3 separate regions of the Homo sapiens genome follow, and regions 2 and 3 are each linked to region 1. The links are chromatin contacts, found by Hi-C or POLR2A ChIA-PET in ENCODE. All regions are on one chromosome and are shown on one strand. Each heading gives the region's core, a stretch centred on a gene start or an enhancer-like site at or near the end of the contact. The rest is flanking DNA. Distances are from core to core; before and after follow the strand shown.

The links. Hi-C counts contacts between places; a loop is a spot of excess contacts on that map. ChIA-PET counts read pairs that join two places held with the same protein, here RNA polymerase II (POLR2A). Pooled maps may share reads with other maps.
Region 2: a map with no recorded cell type shows a loop between it and region 1 (2.1-fold over the local background). The contact joins the promoter of OLIG1 here to the promoter of IFNAR1 in region 1. A Hi-C loop is called at or near these places in 4 of 37 single-sample maps with no recorded cell type and 5 of 50 pooled maps. POLR2A ChIA-PET finds 5 or more read pairs at or near these places in 1 of 52 experiments (WTC11).
Region 3: a pooled map shows a loop between it and region 1 (3-fold over the local background). The contact joins the enhancer-like site here to the promoter of IFNAR1 in region 1. A Hi-C loop is called at or near these places in 9 of 168 maps with a recorded cell type or tissue (CD4-positive, alpha-beta memory T cell, CD8-positive, alpha-beta T cell, HepG2 and 6 more), 4 of 37 single-sample maps with no recorded cell type and 18 of 50 pooled maps. POLR2A ChIA-PET finds 5 or more read pairs at or near these places in 13 of 52 experiments (A549, CD4-positive, alpha-beta T cell, CD4-positive, alpha-beta memory T cell and 9 more).

The regions. Positions count from the first base shown.
Region 1 is chr21:33,323,433-33,326,511 of GRCh38, reverse strand. IFNAR1 (interferon alpha and beta receptor subunit 1) reads right to left here and starts at 1,542. Exons shown (of 11, transcript NM_000629.3): 1 at 1,381-1,542. The coding sequence starts at 1,456. RefSeq lists cis regulatory regions at 1,553, 1,610-1,619, 2,110, enhancers at 714-1,615, 1,849-1,898, 2,119-2,328, 1,616-2,518 and promoters at 1,531-2,201, 1,555-2,838.
Region 2 is chr21:33,068,688-33,071,766 of GRCh38, reverse strand. It overlaps OLIG1 (oligodendrocyte transcription factor 1), which reads right to left and starts at 1,626. Exons shown (of 1, transcript NM_138983.3): 1 at 1-1,626. The coding sequence starts at 1,520. The coding sequence ends at 705.
Region 3 is chr21:33,184,349-33,187,427 of GRCh38, reverse strand. All of the region lies in intron 1 of LOC105372787 (a long non-coding RNA gene), which reads left to right. Among named protein-coding and RNA genes, the nearest start is that of LINC01548, 16 kb to the right of the region's middle. Within about 2 kb of position 1,412, at least 2 of the 41 ENCODE cell types and tissues checked have a DNase peak (open chromatin) inside an H3K27ac peak, as active enhancers do; they include CD4-positive, alpha-beta T cell and CD8-positive, alpha-beta T cell, where a contact is called at or near this core.

The sequences.
Region 1 (3,079 bases), core at 293-2,792:
AAACATAAATAGATCGGGCGTGGTGGCTCACACCTGTAATCCCAGCACTTTGGGAGGCTGAAGTGGATTGTTTGAGGTCAGGAGTTCGAGACCAGCCTGGCCAACATGGCAAAACCCCATCTCTACTAGAAATACAAAAAATAGCCGGATGTGGTGGCGTGCACCTGTAATTCCAGCTACTCAAGAGGCTGAGGCAGGAGAATCGCCTGAACCTGGGAGGCAGAGGTTGCAGTGAGCTGAGATCACGCCTCTGCACACCAGCCTGGGCAACAGGCTGTCTCAAAAAAAAAAAAAAAAAAGTATAAATAAAAATGTCTTCCCATATTTTGGACAGTTTTCTTAGTCTTGGGTCCTAGAATTGCATTTACTAGTTTAAAAAGTATGACTATTTTTATGACTTCTGAAAGACTGAGCAACATTACAATCTCATTGAGATAACATTTCATTGAGTTTTGAACATGATTATTTCTTTGGGAAAAAAGTAGGTAGTTAAGTAAACCAAAAATAAAATTCTAAGCCCCCCAACAATGTGAATGGACCTCTCCTCTCAACAAATGGCATTCCAAAGTTAATCTGAAAAACTAGTTCAGGCCTTCCACACTGACCATGTCAATTACAAGCTTATCTTCTCAGGTGCAAAACAAAGTCAAGACTCCATCTACCCAGAGGCATCTGCATAACTGACTCCCTTTACTCTCTTTTTCTCTTCAAGACACTCATGGTATCTTAAAATACAGATTTCTTGGGCACTAACTAAATTCTCACAGAACTATTTGCCTTACTGCCTTCCTGCCCCACCTCCTGAAAACCTCTGGAAAACCAGTCACAGACGTGTTTGTGGCTCACGTTTTTCCCGGATGCGCCCTGAAGCAGGCTTAGTAAACCTCGAGAACTGACAATTATGCTTCAGTCACTCCGACTGTCATTTTTTATTGGCCTGTATGAATCCTGAGGGCAGAGAAATCCTGGCCACACTTAGCTCACTCCCCCGTGGGACTGGGCGCCTATTCACCAGATTGAGGAAATGCATTTCGGGAAATGTTTTGTTTATTATCAAACAGACCAGCGGAGCCGCGGTACTTTCCCGGAAAGAATCAAACTCGACACAAAGCTCTGGCACCGCCATTTCACGGGGGTGGGACCCGGGCGCTCCCGAGGACCCGTACACGGCCACAGGCAAGCGGCAAGAGAGGACCCAGAACACCACTTTCTCCTGGTTGATTTGCGAGCCCAGGTCGGGTTTAATCTTTGGCGCGGCAAAGTGGACCGAAGGTTTCCCAGACTGGGCGTCTGTCGCCCCCAACAGCATCGCCGCCCCCGTAGCCCAGCTGCGTGCCCTACCTCCCGCCCTGCGCCAAGACTCTCCTCCCCGCCTCTCACCTGCGGCTGCGGACAACACCCATGGCGCCACGGCGACGAGCACTAGGGTCGTCGCGCCCAGGAGGACGACCATCATCTGGGAGCCGCCGCAGATCCCACCAGTTACATGTTCGCGCACGCGCAGCTCCTCTCAGCCGCCATCGCCCCGTCCTAAGTCACACCGCCCCTCTGCACACGCGCTGCCCCTCTTAGCTCTCACCGCCCCTCTACGCACGCGCCGCCTCTTCTGACACACACACCGCCCCTCCGCGCACGCGCCGTTCCTCCACGCACGCGCCTTTCCTCCTAGCTAGCACCCCTTCTCCAAGCTCCCATTGCCCCATCCTAATTGCAGCACCCCTGTGCGCGCGCGCCTTAGAAATCGCAGGCCTCCTGCATTCTCTTCTTCCTCACTCTTTCCGGCCTATGGCCGGTCTGGAGCACTTCACCATCGCATTCCAGGACGACTCCCCCTCACAGGAGGCCTTGACCTTCACAGGATCGCGGCACACACCTGCGCAGACCCAGCGACTTTGGAGTTCCCGCGTCTCTTCCCCATGTCTGCAGTCGGAGGGCGCGGGTGGGCTCCTGGTCGCGGCCCGGCGCTCTTCGTCCTCGCCCTTCTCCGCCCGGGGCGCTTGCTGACCCTAGAGTCTTGGACAGTGGCGTTGGGAGTCCCCAGCGGCCTGGGAACCAGATGAGGCTGGAAGGAGGAAGTGGCTGAGCGACCAGACCGTTGCTGTGTGCAGAGCGAGAGCGGGGCAGAGGCGGTCGAGCGCTCGTTTTCCGGGCGACTTGGCTGAGGGGCGAGATGGTCCCTTGGAGAGAACAGCCACGGGCCCTGGGCCGAGGGGCTCCAAACAGCAGTCGCTAGGCTGTTTTGGTCGTCGGGCTTTATCAGTAAACAATTCGAGCCCATGGTTCGAATGATTATTTAATTAAATTCCTCAGTAATAGATCCAGTGCATTGTGAAAATATGCGAAATAAAATTTAAATGATGAGATAAAATAAGGAATCAAATACTTCGTTGTTATAACAACCAAGCAATTAATTAGCAATTACATAATTAAATGAATGTTTGTAAAGAACAATGCAATGGAATATATATGTATTCCATCTATATATTCCATCTCTATATTCCATCTATATATTCCATCTCTATATCCCATCACTATATTCCATCTCTATATCCCATCTCTATATTCCATCTCTATATCCCATCTCTATATTCCATCTCTATATCCCATCTCTATATCCCATCTCTATATTCCATCTCTATATTCCATATCTATTCCATCTCTATATTCCATATCTATTCCATCTCTATATTCCATATCTATTCCATCTCTATATCCCATCTCTATATTCCATCACTATATCCCATCTCTATATCCCATCTCTATATCCCATCTCTATATCCCATCTCTATATCCCATCTCTATATCCCATCTCTATATTCCATCTCTATATTCCATCTCTATTCCATCTCTATATTCCATATCTATTCCATCTCTATATTCCATATCTATTCCATCTCTATATTCCATCTCTATATTCCATCTCTATATGCCATCTCTATATGCCATATATATTCCATCTCTATATGCCATATATATTCCATCTCTATATGCCATATATATTCCATCTCTATATTCCATCTCTATATGCCATCTCTATATGCCATCTCTATATGCCATCTCTATATGCCATCTCTATATG
Region 2 (3,079 bases), core at 377-2,876, 250 kb after region 1:
CTACAAAAGTGGACCCACGTCCCAACCCAGCGCACCCTGCGTTGTCCTCGCCCCTACCCACCGCACCCCGACGCCGACCACCTGTCCGCCGAGGGTCCGTCCGTCTGCCACGTCCCAGACCGTCTGCACCGCCTAACTGGTCTTTTTCTGCCTCTTGAGTTCCGGCAGCCTCCTTTGATAGGACCTGGCCGGCGGGAACAAGGGCGCCCGTGGCCTCTGGCGGAGGAGAAGGAAAAGAACCACCCCTCCGCCCCCGCCACTGCTCGAGCGCAGCCCCTAGTACTGGGAGCCGGCGTGCTCCGCTCCGGGGAGGTAGCGCTCGGGGATGGCCTCTCGCTGCACCCGGGGCGCGCCAACCACGGCAAGGCGCCCTAAGTTCTACATCGGCCCCGCGAAGCGCGCAACTCCAGGGACAAGGAGAGAGATGTGCTGGGTGAGAGCGAGCACTTTCTGCCTAAAGCCGCTGGAACCGACCCAGAACCCCAAACTGCCCCGAGGCGCCATCGAACATCCGCTCTGGTCACTTTAACGTCCCAGGGGTGGGGGCGGGGAAGGGGGTGCCCGACAGTCCCTTCCTCTGGACTGGAAGGTTCGAAATGCTTTCCTTGCTCGGCCTCGCTCTCCCAGACGCAGGGAGCAGGGGCGCGGAGAAGCTGAGCGAAGGGAGGCCGGGCCGAGGTCGCGCCCCAGGCCCAGGCCCGCCCTCACTTGGAGAATTGCGCCTGCACGGCGGCCAGGCCCAGGCTGGCCGGGACCAGGTGCGGGAACTTGCACACGGCGCAGGTGCAGAGGCCGGGGCCGCCTGCGCCGCCGCCGGGGAGAGCGAACTGGCCGCACGGCGGCTCGTCCAGCGCCAGCGACAGGTACTTGGCGGGGCGCAGCGCGTCGGGGGGTCCTACGGCGCCGGGCGCCAGCAGCACGGAGCCGGGCGCGGCGGCGAGCAGGGGCAGCCCGGCCAGCAGCAGGCGCGGCGCGGCGGGCCCGGCGCCCTCGCCCAGCGCGCGGCGCAGCTCCTGCAGCGAGCTGCCCAGCAGTAGGATGTAGTTGCGGGCGAGCAGCAGCGTGGCTATCTTGGAGAGCTTGCGGCCGGGCGCGCCCTGGCAGTGCGCCGCTGAGTAGGGCAGGATGACCTCGCGCAGGGCGTCCATGGCCAGGTTCAGGTCCTGCATGCGCTTCCGCTCGCGGCTGTTGATCTTGCGCCGCAGCTGCTGCTGCTGCTCCTCCTTGGCGTCCGGCCGGGCGCTGCCGCCCGGGTGCGCGCCTGACCCGGGCCCGGGGCCTGGAGGCTCGGCCGGCGCCTCCGGCTTCTCGCGCGCAGCCTTGGGGAGGAGGGGGGCCGTCGTGGAGGAGGAGGAAGTGGAGGAGGTGGAGGAGGTGGAGGAGGAGGAGGAGGAGGGCGGCTGCCTGTAGCCCACCAGCTCGTAGAGGGAGGCCCCGAGCTGCAAGTCTCCGGGCCGCTGTGGCCGCAGCATGGTCCCGGGGACCGCGTTCACGCGCGCCTGGGAAACCGCATAGTACATCTGGGAGGCGGTGGGGGCGGCCGAGGACGCCCTTCAGGAACGCCCTGGGGTGGGCCGGTCGGCAGGCCGCCCCTCCCCGCGGACCTGCGCGCGGGGAAACGATGGTGGGGCCCTGGCCCGCGCCCTACCCCTTTAAACCCGGCTTGGGAACCTGCGGGGCAGCGGGTGGCGGGGCGCAGCCAATGGAGGCGCGAGGCCGGGCGCAGCCGCGTGTTCATTGGCTGCTTGTGCCGGGGCCGCGCGGAGGTGCGGCTGGCACCGCTTTAGGAGGTTATTGTGAGCGCCTGTGCCAGCCGCGCGGGACAGGCCCCCTGAGCGGAGTAAGGGCGCCTTTTCAAGGCAAGCGGGGCTGTTGAAGGAGGACTGGTCGCACTGGTCAGGCTGCAACTCACGTGCCTTCCTCCAGCAACTGTCTACTCAAAAACAACCTCCCTCATATTTTTTTTTAACTGTGATCACATATTCATAACATAAAATTTACCGTCTTATGTTTAGAGTACTGTTCAGTAATGTTATATGCATTAGTGTGCACATTAAATTGATTTAAATTAAATTCACATTGTTGTGCAACCCATCTCCAGAACTCTTTTCAACTTGCAACCCTGAAGCTCCACCCATTAAACAACTCCCCACTCCCCCCGACCCAAGTTCCTGGAATTCACTCTTCTGTTCTGTCTCTATGAATTTGTTCTACTCTAGGTCCCTCATATAAGTAGAATCATACAGCACTTGTCTTTTAGTGACTGGCTTCTTTCACTTAGCATATTGTCGTCAAGGTTTATCCATGTTGTAGCATGTATCAAAGTTTCTTCCTTTTCAAGGCTGAATAATATTCCAGTATATGGATATACCACATTTGGTTTATCCATTCATTCGTTGATGGACATTTGGGGTGCTTTTGGTTGTTGCGAATTATGCTGCTATGAACATGAGTGTATCATGTTTTTTTTTTCTTAAAATACATAATTTCCTGCCAGGTTCAGGTCGCTAAATTTCTGGACTAAATGACAAGTAGCATTAGGATATTTCCTCCCTGCTGCTCCCAACCTCCTTCCCCATCCCTCTGATTGAAAGGTCTTTAGGGACAAAGGAGCCTTTGGGTCGGGTTTCTATCCTCCCCGAAAGGGATGGTCTATCAGCAACTTGACATTTGCTTAAGCAAAAGTCACTCAGAAATTGGCCTCTTATTAGAAACAAAACAAAACACCCACATAGTCCTATCGGTTGAGGGTGGGAATGAATCATTTTATTTGCCAAATAGAATAGCATTACTTGGTGTCTATGGACATTTTCTGCCCCCAGCACCAGTGCATGCTACTATAACTTGTCAATGTCCTGGGGAAGAGGGCATCTTGGTGGCTGTGCTTGCTGGTTTCAGGGCTGCTTTGTTCTGGTTTTCTTCCACCAATATTTGCCACATGGGTTCACTCTGATCTTTGCTTCTGACCCCCAGCTCTGCCTGTAGCATCCTGCCTATGCCTCAGGTTCAGCTCCAACCTTGCTTTCTTCTGGAAGCCTTGGTGATTTCTCCTCTTCCTCCTTTCATGACTCTTGGCAAA
Region 3 (3,079 bases), core at 163-2,662, 140 kb after region 1:
CTCCTAGACGTAGGAGAAAACACACACACTAGTTGCTCCTCTGCCGTCTCCCACATGTTCTTTTGAGGAGGATGTTCCCTTTGATAAGCCAAGCAGAACTTGGACTCTCTTTGGTGCGCCATGCTCTTGGGCATTCATTTATATACTCATATATACATTTATATATATTCACATATATATAAATATATACATTTATATATATTCACATATATATAAATATATACATTTATATATATTCACATATATATAAATATATACATTTATATATATTCACATATATATAATATATATTCACATATATATAATATATATAAATATATATATTTATATAACATGAATATATTCAGTCAATGAATATTTCATTTATGTCCCCATTTTTAGGCAGGAAATAATTAAATATTAGGTTGGTGCAAAACTAATTGCAGTTTTTGTCATTTAAAAAAAATGTAATGGCAAAAACTACAGTTACTTTTGCACCAACATAATACCATCTTAAATTCAATAGCAGTCAGTTCTGTTCACACATTCTTCCCCACCTGTCTCCTGGAGCTCCCTGCAATTGTTTGTCCCAGTGCTAGACGTTGTCAGGGTGGCCTCCTGAAGATGGGGCATCTTCTCTTCTTTAGAATTTAGAATTGAAAGCCCAACCTCTGTGTCTGTGTTCTTACAAAAGGAAAAGGATGAAAATCTCTGGGATCCTTTCAGCCATAAGCCTGGCTGCATGGATCATTCTCAGCTCACCCAGCACGGGAAGAGTCAGGCCCAGGTGGAGCTGAACAGGAGGTGCTTGCACTGAATCCACCTGGGACCTGGAGAATATTTTACCCTTTGGGGGACACACTGGAAGGTTGTGACAATGGTCTTAGCCAGTCTGTGTAACCTCAATTGCTGTAGACCAGCCCAAGGGCACCACTGGCCCTTCCCTAAGCATGTCCTGTCCTTCCCTACTTTGGTCTTGGCTCTTACTAATTCTCTCTCAGTCCCATCTTCTGTTACATCTTCATCTCTTGAAGTCCTGTCTCTCCTTTGAGGCCCAACCCCTGTGGCATCCCTTCTCCAAAGCCTTTTCTAGAATTCCCCATTGGTTTCATTTCTTTCCCTTTCCTTGAAGCCTGTTAGCTTTGTGCACCTCTCTCACAAGCCTTATGGTGTCTATTTTGTATTAGCGTTATTTGAGGTCCTATCTTAGCTCTCTGGTGATATTATCAGCCACTTCATTCATTTGCTCAGCAAACATTCACTGAGCGTGTGATATGTGCTTGACACATCTAGCCTGATATATCAGCGCCTACTCTTCTAGGTGCTGAAGATTCAGTGACAGGAAAACATACTTCCTTCCTGCATCGAGCTTACAACCCAACAGGAAGGAGAGCAGACCAAAAACAAGAGAGCACATCAATACATGCGATAAGGTCATGTAGTGATAACAGCTGCTAGAAGGAAATCACGTACTAGATAGGAAGTGATGGGGGGCCCGAGGTAGAGAATAATGCATACTCATTAGCCCAGCACTGTTCTCATCATCTGTATCTATTAATTTGTCTAATTCTCACAACCACTCCATGCATATGGTACCCCTACTGATCCCACTTCAGAAAGAAGTAGTTGAGTCCCAGAGTGGTTAGGACACTTGCCCAAGCTCACACAGCTGGTCAATAGCAGAGCTGTGCCCTCCTCTGAGCCCCTGCTTGCAGCCAGCACACGCACTCTGAGATTGCCTGGTCACCCTTTGTTCTTCTCATCATGGCCACAACAGTGGCAACACAGCAGAAGTTCTAGCACTGACTGTGGGGTCTGGCAACCATGGGATGAACTGTAAGGGCCTCAGAGCAACCCTGGGTCCCTGGCTGCAGAGCTCCTGTGGCACAATTTAGGTGGTGCTCGTGGCTGCAGAGTTGCTGTTCTGGTTATCTATTACCATGTAAGCAATCACCCCAAAACTTAGGAGCTCAAACCAGGATCAACATTCGTTTTGCTTTTGAAAGTATAATTTGTGCAGGGTTTGGCAGGGACAATCATTTCTGCTCCACTCACCATTGGTTGAGTGGCTTGAAGGCTGGGGGCTAGGATCATCTGAGGCCTGCTTGCTCATGTGGCTGGTGGTTGATGCTGGCTCTTGGCTGTGACCTTAGCTGGGGCCATGGCCAGACACCTCGATGTGGTTTTCCCATGGGGCTGCCTGGCTTCCTCACAACATGGAGGCGAGGTCCCAAGGGAGAACATTGAGAGAGGGAAGGAAGGAAAGAGAGAGAGAGAGACAGAGAGACAGAGAAGAGAGAGACAGAGAGACACATGCAGAGAGAGGGAGACAGAGAGACAGAGAGATATACAGACACAGAGAGAAGGAGAGAGAAAAAGAGAGAAAGAGAGAGTCAGGCAGAAGTTGTATCACCTGGAAATGATAGAGCATCTCTACCGCCATGTGCTATTCATTAAGAGAGAGTCACTAAGGCTAGCCCATATTCAAGGAGGGGTGGCGATTAGACTCCTCCTTCCATGAGGGGACTGTCTAAGAAGTTTTGCTTATGTTTTAGAACCAGTACAGTGGCACACTCAGTTCCTCACCTTTCCCAGAGCTTCTATGAGCTGACTAATACTTAAAAAAAATAAATTCCTCTTAGGTTTCAGATATCTGGAGTCTGAAGTGGTTTCTATTACCTTTTTTTTTTGAGACTAGTCTCACTCTGTCACCCAGGCTGGAGTGCAGTGGCATGATCTTGGCTCACTGCAACCTCCGCCTCTTGGGTTCAAGTGATTCTCATGCCTCAGCCACCCGAATAGCTGAGACTACAAGTGTGCACTACATGCCTGGCTAATTTATTTTTATTTTTATTTTTAGTAGAGATGGGGTTTCGCCATGTTGGCCAAGCTGGTCTCGATCTCCGGGCCTCAAGAGATCCACCCACCTTGGCCTTCCAAAGTGCTGGGATTACTCTGTTGTCTTACATGAAGAAGTAAGGGTGGGGTCAGGCTGCCCACTCACGTCCGTCTGATTCCAAAATCTGTTCTCCAAATCCTACCTTACTCATCTCCTGGAGGGCACAAGAATAGAGCTCTCATGGCTGATGCATTCATTCAT